2 separate regions of the Homo sapiens genome follow, and region 2 is linked to region 1. A link is a contact called in ENCODE Hi-C or POLR2A ChIA-PET data. All regions are on one chromosome and are shown on one strand. The core of a region is the stretch at or near the end of the contact, and the rest is flanking DNA. Distances in the headings are between cores, read along the strand shown. Region 1 holds the start of AMHR2 (anti-Mullerian hormone receptor type 2). Region 2 overlaps SP1 (Sp1 transcription factor).

The links. A loop is a pair of places that touch in the nucleus more often than their neighbours do. ChIA-PET counts read pairs that join two places held with the same protein, here RNA polymerase II (POLR2A). Pooled maps may share reads with other maps.
Region 2: a loop to region 1 is called in a map of ascending aorta, with 3 times the contacts of the local background. The contact joins the enhancer-like site here to the promoter of AMHR2 in region 1. A Hi-C loop is called at or near these places in 24 of 168 maps with a recorded cell type or tissue (CD14-positive monocyte, CD4-positive, alpha-beta T cell, CD4-positive, alpha-beta memory T cell and 19 more), 30 of 37 single-sample maps with no recorded cell type and 28 of 50 pooled maps. POLR2A ChIA-PET finds 5 or more read pairs at or near these places in 37 of 52 experiments (A549, A673, B cell and 30 more).

The regions. Positions count from the first base shown.
Region 1 is chr12:53,420,399-53,425,104 of GRCh38, reverse strand. AMHR2 (anti-Mullerian hormone receptor type 2) reads right to left here and starts at 1,250. Exons shown (of 11, transcript NM_020547.3): 1 at 1,122-1,250; 2 at 635-817; 3 at 205-396. The coding sequence starts at 1,170. RefSeq lists a cis regulatory region at 3,163-3,681 and an enhancer at 3,366-3,932.
Region 2 is chr12:53,387,446-53,392,151 of GRCh38, reverse strand. All of the region lies in intron 3 of SP1 (Sp1 transcription factor), which reads right to left. Among named protein-coding and RNA genes, the nearest start is that of SP1, 9.6 kb to the right of the region's middle. Within about 2 kb of position 1,500, at least 3 of the 41 ENCODE cell types and tissues checked have a DNase peak (open chromatin) inside an H3K27ac peak, as active enhancers do; they include A673, where a contact is called at or near this core.

The DNA of each region.
Region 1 (4,706 bases), core at 1-2,500:
TCCCCTCCTGAGAGCTTGCGTCTCAACCCACCCCCACCCTGGTCACAAGACCCCTTATCTCCCAGTCACCAGGGCAACCAACTTCCCAAGGCCAGGAGGAGGAAAGCGTGGGGCGGGAGTAGGGTGAGAACTGGCCCTGGTTCCACCTCTCATCCTAACCTGGGCCCCAGCCCCCATCAGGCTTCAGTACCCTTGGGTGGCTACCTGGGGCAGCCTGGGGACCCTGGGAGCCAGGAGTCCCAGGGCTCCCTGGAGGAGGCAGATGGCTGTAATTGGCATTGCAGAAGTCAGTGCCACAGGAGCAGGTGAAGAGAGTGGAGCCAGGGCTGGGGTGGGCTCGGGGACTTGGGTCACAGTGGAGGGACTCACAGCCTGGCTCATCACTGTCTCGGCATCCTGATGGGATGGGATTAGGGGAAGAGGAGAGAAAGGGGGGGCAAGGAAGAAAGCACAATGGGGTGTGGAAACAGAGGGTAAATCCCTTCTCTATCAGAGGCGTCCCTTCCAGCTCTCATGGGCTTTTCTTTCCCACCAGATGTTCTATTTCTCCCCTTCCCCCTTGGTTGCCACCCACACCCCAGGATGTGTCTGTCTCCCACCCTAGCCATCACCTGCCATATACTTTGCCATTCACCTTGCATTTCCACCTGTGCCCGGTCTTGGGTCAGGTTCCAGATCCCAAAGCAGCAGCGGCTGTAGAGGCAGCGGATAGCTCTGGGGAGCTCTGTGCCTGTATCTAGCAGCTCTCCCAGTGTCTTTGTGCTTCCCCGCACTCCAGGGGCCTCAAAGAACACACAGGTTCGCCTGTTTGGGGGTGCTGAGGCCCAGGGTGGGGAAAGGAAAAGATTCAAGGTGGGAGTGAATGCAGAGGCAAAAAACTGGCCAAAAGAATAGACAAAACATGTTCCACATCCCAGCGTCAGTATGGTAAAGCCACAGGAGGAAGCAGGGTCAGCAGAGGCCTGGAACCTGAGCCCTGCCATGGGGACACATGGCTCTATCCTTCACCCTTACTCACCCAGCCCACTCACCACTCTTCCAAAGGGGTGGCTCTTGCTTCAAGCGCCCCTTTCCCTTGCTGGATGGATGGAGAGACCCTTCCCCTCCCTGTAGACACTTACCTTCCACAGCTGTGGGAAGTAATGCCCAAAGCCCCAAAGACCCTAGCATCTTGCTGGAGGATGGCAGCAGCAGAAGGAGAAGAGCATAAGCCAGCACAGCTGCCCCTGGCCAAATCTTTCTTCAGATACAGGGCATCCTGGGGCTTCTGATCCCTCAGTCCCCAACTCCGCCCCCCTCATCCTATCCCAGCCTCTGTGGGGGAGAAGGCTGCTGTGGGGGAGAGGGTGGGTGTGGGGAAAGCAGGGAAAGAAAGGGAGGAGCAGAGAACCAATCTCATATCCTCTTCTCTTCTGCAACCTCCTCTTTGCTCTGCATAGTGAGAGGAGGGGAACTTGGAGGCCCAGCTGAGAACCCAGTGATGCCTAATTTCAAATCTTTGCCCTTCCCTGACCTTGGAAGAAGATGCTGGACTCTGTTGACTCTTCTCAGGAGGAAACCAATGTGAGGTCAAATGCTTAGAGCCATTCAGCTCTGCCCAAGATCCTTTCTAGCCTAAGATCTCTTTATATTCAGGGTTCATATCTGCAACTGCTTGGGCAGAGGAAGGCCTCACAGCCCATATTAGAGGTTACCTTGTTTTCCAACTTAAGAATCAGAAAGTATACAAAACTTACCTGAATTTTTAAAAAACACATTGAAAACAGTAACAATGGTAAATTTTGCTATGTGGATTTTTTTTTTTTTTTTTTTGAGACGGAGTCTCGCTCTTCTCCCCCAGGCTGGAGTGCAGTGGCACGATCGCAGCTCACTGCAACCTCCGCCTCCTGGGTTCAAGCTATTCTCCTGCCTCAGCCTCCTGAGTAGCTGGGATTACAGGCGCCTGCCACCACACCTGGCTAATTTTTGTATTTTTAGTAGAGACGGGGTTTCACCATGTCAGCCAGGCTAGTCTCGAACTCCTTACCTCAGGTGATTTGCCCGCCTCGGCCTCCCAAAGTGCTGGGATTATAGGCGTGAGCCACCATGCCTAGCCGTGGATTTTACTTAAAAAAAAAAAACACATTGGTTCACAGGCTGAACAAATACCCATTATTAAGGAGGTAACAAATTTCTTATCAAGCACCTACTATGTGCTGGGGCACAGCTAGGGCTATGCATTTTACAATCATCTCATCTAATTCTCCCCTGAAATATTTATTATTATTATTTTATTTATTTATTTTTTGAGACCGAGTGTCGCTCTGTCACCAGGCTAGAGTGCAGTGGTGCCATCTTGGCTCACTGCAACCTCTGACTCCCTGGTTCAAGCGATTCTCCTGCCTCAGCCTCCCGAGTAGCTGGGATTACAGGCACGCACCACCATGTCCAGCTAATTTTTGTATTTTTAGTAGAGACAGGGTTTCACCATGTTGGCCAGGATAGTCTCGATCTCGTGACCTCGTGATCTGCCCGCCTTGGCCTCCCAAAGTGCTGGGATTACAAGTGTGAGCCACTGTGCCTGGCCTATTATTTTTATTATTTCCATTTTATAGGTAAGAAAACTGAACTTACGTAAGTCGCCCAAAGTCATTCAGCTAGGAAATAGCAGAGCTGGAATTTGAACTTAGGCAGGTCTGACTCCAAAGTCCAGGTTCTAGTCTTATTTTTATTATTATTTTTGTACTTTTAGTAGAGACGGAGTTTCACCATGTTGGCCAGGATGGGGTCGATCTTTTTTTTTTTTTTTTTTTTTTTGAGATGGAGTCTTGCTCTGTCGCCCAGGCTGGAGTGCAGTAGCGCGATCTCGGCTCACTGCAAGCTCTGCCTCCCGGGTTAACGCCATTCTCCTGCCTCAGCCTCCCGAGCAGCTGGGACTACAGGCGGCCGCCACCACGCCCGGCTAATTTTTTGTATTTTTAGTAGAGACGGGTTTTCACCGTGTTAGCCAGGATGGTCTTGATCTCCTGACCTCGTGATCCGCCCGCCTCGGCCTCTCAAAGTGCTGAGATTACAGGCGTGAGCCACTGCGCCCGGCCGAAGGGGTCGATCTCTTAACCTCGTGATCCCTCCGCCTCGGCCGCCCAAAGTGCTGGGATTGCAGGCGTGAGCCACCGCACCCGGCCGGCTCTATTCTTTGTATTACACTATACTGCCTGAAAGACGTACAAAATTCAACAATGAAAAAAAATTACCACTTAATACTATACTTGGACATTTGAATTTAAATTGTTGAGAAAATATGCATCATTACCTGCCAACAGGCCACTAACTAAAAAGGGAGGGTACAGTTCAAACTATCACCACCAGAGGTCAGCAGAGGAGAAATTCCCTGCTGCGGTGAGAGGGCAGAAAGTACCTCCTCTGATGACTAATACATATAGTATACCTCCTACATTTACTAAGCTTCAGGGACTATAAAATGTGAAGGGCGGGCACAGGATGTGGAGAGTTTCAGCATGGAGTTGGGAGGAGAGGGCTATGGCTTGTTCTGCAGTAGAGACAGAGGAGTCCAACTCCACCAGACTCTTTCCCAGAGTAAGAAACAACAGAAATAGGTAATCACTTCCACACCTGTGAGCCACTGGCTCCTTGAGAATTAAGAGTCAGAGGGGACTTGTTCTCTGTTTCCCTAGCTTTCTGTCCCCCTAGTGGCTTCCTGGAAACCCTTTCTTGGAATGATCTGGCTTAGACCAGGGAGGACAGTCTGAGTACCGACATTTTTTTTTTTTTTTTTTTTTGAGACGGAGTCTCGCTCTGTCACCCAGGCTGGAGTGCAGTGGTGCGATCTCGGCTCACTGCAACCTCTGCCTACCGGGTTCAAGCGATTCTCCGGCCTCAGCTTCCTGAGTAGCTGGGACTACAGGCGCATACCACCACGCCCGGCTAATTTTTGTATTTTTAGTAGAGACGGGGTTTCGCCATGTTGGCCAGGCTGGTCTCAAACTCCTGACCTCAGGTAATCCGCCCCCCTCGGCCTCCCAAAGTGCCGGGATTGCAGACGGGAGCCACTGCGCCCAGCTTGAGTACTGACTTTTTGATTCTGGGGTCTTTCTTCTGGGAAACCTGCATGAAAGGAAGAGATAGTAAAAGTTCCAGTAGTTGTGAAACAGCAGCGGGAGGAATGACCAGGGCTCGAGATAGCCGCCCATCCTTCTTTGGACCCTTCCAGGAGTCTGCAGGGCCTTGCCAGTGAGATGGAATGTTGTGCTTCCAGCTACTTTCCTTCACTAGCCCCAGATCAGATAAGTCTGGGGTGGTGTGTGTGGTGGGGTGTGAGGGGAGATTTGAAGGTGAAATAGCTTCTTTTGTCTGGAATGTCTCAGGAGACTATCTCCTCCAGAGTGGGAGCAGCGTAAGGATCAGGCAGAAAGGCAGTCTCCTCACCCAAAGCTTCGGATAACTAATTCTTTCCAAGATAGAAACATTCCAGTCAGGTTTATGGGAACTATACCTGCTCTGGGCTGTTAGGTTTTAGAGTTAAGATGGTGATAGAGGCTGGGCGCTGTGGTTCATGTCTGTAATCCCAGTACTTTGGGAGGCCAGGAGTCCCCCTGGGTAACATAGCGAGACCCCCACCTATATTATTTTTAAAAAAAAATTTCCTTTTTTTTTGAGACGGAGTCTCACTCTGTCATTCAGGCTGGAGTAAAGTGGTGCAATCTCCG
Region 2 (4,706 bases), core at 251-2,750, 33 kb after region 1:
TGTATATAGGTGAGAAGGAGGATTCATAATAAATTAGATATGCACATCCAAAGTTGTCAAACAAGTCATATTGCCCAATTTCCACAAGCCATTCAGAGTCCAAAAAACACTGGAACAAAAGGACAAATCCAAATTACAGCACAGATTTGCAACCAACTCAAAGATACACTTAGAAACTTTCTACAGAAACGTTTTTCAGGATAGCCATAAAAAAGAATGAAATCATATCTTTTGCATCCATGTCTGGATGCAGCTGGAAGCCATTATCGTAAGTGAATAAACGCTGGAACAGAAAACAAAATACTGCATGTTCTCACTTGTAAGTGGGAGCTAAACATTGAGTATTCATGGACATACAGATGGCAACAATAGACACCGGGGACTACTAGATAGGGGAGGGTCGGGGGTAATGTTGGAAAAACTGTTGGGTTGCTATGCTCATGACCGGACCCGGGTAACAAGATCATTTGTATCCCAAATCTCAAGATCATATAACAAACAAAATAAAAGTTGAAATTACTTAAAAAAAGGCTGGGCGCAGTGGCTCACACCTGTAATCCCAGCACTTTGGGAGGCCGAGGCGGGTGGAAACCAAGGTCAAGAGATGGATACCATCCTTGCCAACATGGGGAAACCCCGTCTCTACTAAAAATACAAAAATTAGCTAGGCCTGGTGGCACACGCCTGTAGTCCCAGCTACTCGGGAGGCTGAAGGAGGAGAATCGCTTGAACCCAGGAGGTGGAGACTGCACTCCAGCCTGGCAACAGAGCGAGACTCCGTCTCAAAAAAAAAAAAAAAAAAAAAGACATTACTTAAAAAAAAAAAGTTCTCAGTCTTCTAAGGGAAATAATTCTTAAAGTCTAACACAGTATTAACAATATAGTCATATCACAGTGTGGGCAAATATATTTTAAAGTAATCCTTTAGCATACCAGGCCCTGCATACTGCTAAATGTTAAAGAAAAGGATAATAATACTATTGTAACACTTTCTGTAAGAAATATGAAAAATAATGTGCTTGCTTTTCTATTAAATAGTAAAATGAAAAAACTCAACTAATTATTATCTACTAAAGTTGACAGACACCCAAAAAGTAACTTAAAAAGCATGATATAATAACTTTCCTACAGATGTTCATCTTACATTTTAAAACATTTTCAAAGAGGGTAAAAAAAAGCAAGTCATGAGCAGAATTATTAGTTGCACGTTTACATGCTACTTTACAAAATGAAACAAAGGGAAAGGGAGATAGAACAGATACTAAACGTTTCTGAAACAGAAGGCACTCTTGTTATTTAATTAAGAACTAAAATGGCCCCATTACACAAGGCAACGTGATTTAACAATGACGTCATTTATAAAGAGAAAGCCACTGGAATGAATAAATAGGAGCAATGGAAAAGGTCTGAAGACTGTCTTCTCATATCCCACTGATTTTCAAATCAAAGCACTTAGATTTTTTTTTTTTGAGACGGAATCTAGCTCTGTTGCCCAGGCTGGAGTGCAGTGGTGCGATCCCGGCTCACTGCAACCTCTGCCTCCAGGGTTCAAGCAATTCTCCTGCCTCATCCTCCTGACTAGCTGGGACTACAGGTGCGCGCCGCCATGCCCGGCTGATTTTTTGTATTTTAGTAGAGACGGGGTTTCACCATGTTGTCCAGGCTGGTCACGAACTCCTGAGCTCAGGCAGTCCACCCGCCTTGGCCTCCCAAAGTGCTGGGATTACAGGCATGAGCCACTGCACCCAGCCCCCTCAAAGCACTTAGATTTTAAATGAGATCTTTCCTACTTAAACTGAAATAACCATTTAAAAAGCACCAAACACCCTAAGAAACAAGTATATCTTTCTGTGCTGATATCTCTAGAAAATAAATTTTTTAAATTAAAAAGAGAAACAAGTATAATACTAGGGAAAGACAAAAGACGCAGAAACATTCAACATTATATTTGATAAAATATAATCTTAAAATAGAAAATTCTTTCATATGACCTTTTGCACAAAAATGATAACTGGTAAGACATTTAAATCATCTAAACCTACTTTTCATTAATGTCCAAATGTACTGCTCTAAAACACAACTTTTTAACAAATTAGCTCTCAGCAATCTGACTCCAAGTTTAGTGACACCCTTGGCAAACCAACCCTGGTATCACATTCAACTTAACTTCTAAGAGAAGACATTTTCCTGACCCCAATAAAACCCAGCAGATGTGAAATTGTTATTTTTAGTACCTGAAATTTGGTTTGTGAATGAATTATACCCATCAAGGAAATATGTTCTATTCTCCTGCCAAAGCCCAGCCCTGCACTCTTTATTAGACAGAACTCACAAGAAGTCATCCAAACTTAAATCTTTAAAAGCCAACTCCCCGTCAACCTGCGGCAAGAGTTTCAGGATTCAGCAGCGGCTAAGAAAAACATCTGAGGCTTTAAATGAAAAGTAAAATAAAATAAAATAAAGATCTGGGAAAATATGACTACAAAATGAAAGGAAAAGCTGTTGATAAAAGAGGGAGGGGTGTCAATTTAAAAAAAAAGAAACATCACGCCTGTAATCCCAGCATTTTGGGAGGCCAGGAGATCGAGACCATCCTGGCCAACATGGTGAAACCCAGTCTCTACTAAAAATGCAAAAATTAGCGGCTGGGCACAGTGGCTCATGCCTATAATCCCAGCACTTTGGGAGGCCGAGGCAGGCAGATCACCTGAGGTCAGGAGTTCAAGACCAGCCTGGCCAACATGGTGAAACTCAATCTCGATTAAAAATACAAAAATTAGCCAGGCGTGGTGGTGGGCATTACTCGGGAGGCTGAGGCAGGAGAATTGCTTGAACCCAGGAGGCAAAGGTTGCAGTGAGCCGAGACCACACCATTGGACTCCACCCTGGGCAACAAGAATGAAACTCCGTCTCCCAAAAAAAAAAAAAAAAAAAAGATCATTTTAAAAAATAATGAATGTAAACAGACTAAGTGAACACCATGGAAGCTGCAATCTTCCACAATCATGTAATATATCTCATTTTGTACAGTGATATATACATGTATCATACAACATTTCACATCCAATGTTCTTTCTACATCGTACCAAGAAGTTGAACATACTGCAAAAAGGTTAAATTTTACAGTAAAATAACTATCAGAGAAGGGGGTAAAATTAGATACTTTTTTTTTTTGACAGGGACTCACCCTACTGCCCAGGCTGGAGTGCTGTGGCGTGATCATGGCTCACTGCGTCCTCAACCTCCCGGGCTCAGGCAATCCTCCCACCTCAGCCTCCCAAGTAGCTGGGACTATAGGCGTGTGCTACCATGCTCAGGTAATTTTCATATTTTTTGTAGAGATGGGGGATCCCTATGTTGCCCAGGCTGGTCTTGAACTCCTGAGCTCAAGAGATCTGCCTGCCTTGGCCTCCCAAAGTGCTGGGATTACAGGCATGAGCCACTACGCCTGGCCAAAACAAGATACTTTTGCCAGCAGGAAGGCAAAAGCTGAAAAAGGAGTAAGCCTCTAGGAAGTGATTTTATTATCTTTCTTTAAGGATGAAGTCATATCAATTAAAGGGGAAATACTACACAATTATTACTAGCCAGAAAGGAGAAAACTTGGATCTTCAAAAACCCCTATTAATGAAGCAAACAATCTCAACTCTTACAAAACAGCCTGTCAATGCCTCATTATCTCCTTAGTGAATGTCAAGCTCCTCTTACCTTACAGAAACACACACGCATTTTCTTCAGCTCAAACACCATCAGTAACAACTAGGTAGCCCTAGTCTATGACATATTAAATGGCAGACTTCCCCAGAGCATGATTTAGCAATGAGAATGCCTCATAACTGTTCTCTAAACCCTAAGTTATAAGCCTTTTAGAAATTGCAAGGATCCAAATTATTAACAGGAATAATCCCACAGTTTGCTCTGAAGAAGAGCAAAACCGGGCACTTCAATCTAAGAGCAAATAGAAAATAAACATGATGGTGTAGGTTGCCCAGAAGTGTCTAATTTTCTACGTTGTAGAGGTCAGTTTTTATAAAACTTTTCCCATTTCTATTCCCATAAATGTTTAGTTTATAAAACATTTTTATAAATGTTTTATAAACATCTGTCAGTTTTAGAGCATTAAATCTTAAATCAAAAACACCTTTTCGAATACATTTTTTTTTTTTGAGACGGAGTCTCGCTCTGTCACCCAGGCTGGAGTGCAGTGGCACAATCTCAGCTCACTGCACGCTCTGCCTCCCAGGTTCACATCATTCTCCTGCCTCAGCCTCCCTAGTAGCTGAGATTACAGGCACCCACCACCACGCCCAGCTAATTTTTTTGTATTTTTAGTAGAGATGCGGTTTCACCATGTTAGCCAGGATGGTCTTGATCTCCTGACCTCATGATCCGCCTGTCTCAGTCTCCCAAAGTGCTGGGATTACAGGCGTGAGCCACCAGGCTGGCTCGAATACATTTTTAACAATCTAAAGAATTGTTCAAGTCCCTAGTTAAAACAGGTTGCACCCTAGACTAGTAAAACTAGCCTCAGCTCTGGCTGTTGTCTCATTAAGTGATTCTCTGTACCTCAATTTCCTCATCTAGAAAATAAGGCAGTTGTACTAAATAACTTCAGTCCCTTCCAGCTCTAACTTTCAATTCTAAGATTTCAATTAACTAAGAAAATTACTGTCTTGTTAAAGCTCAACATGTAGTATTTCTAAACA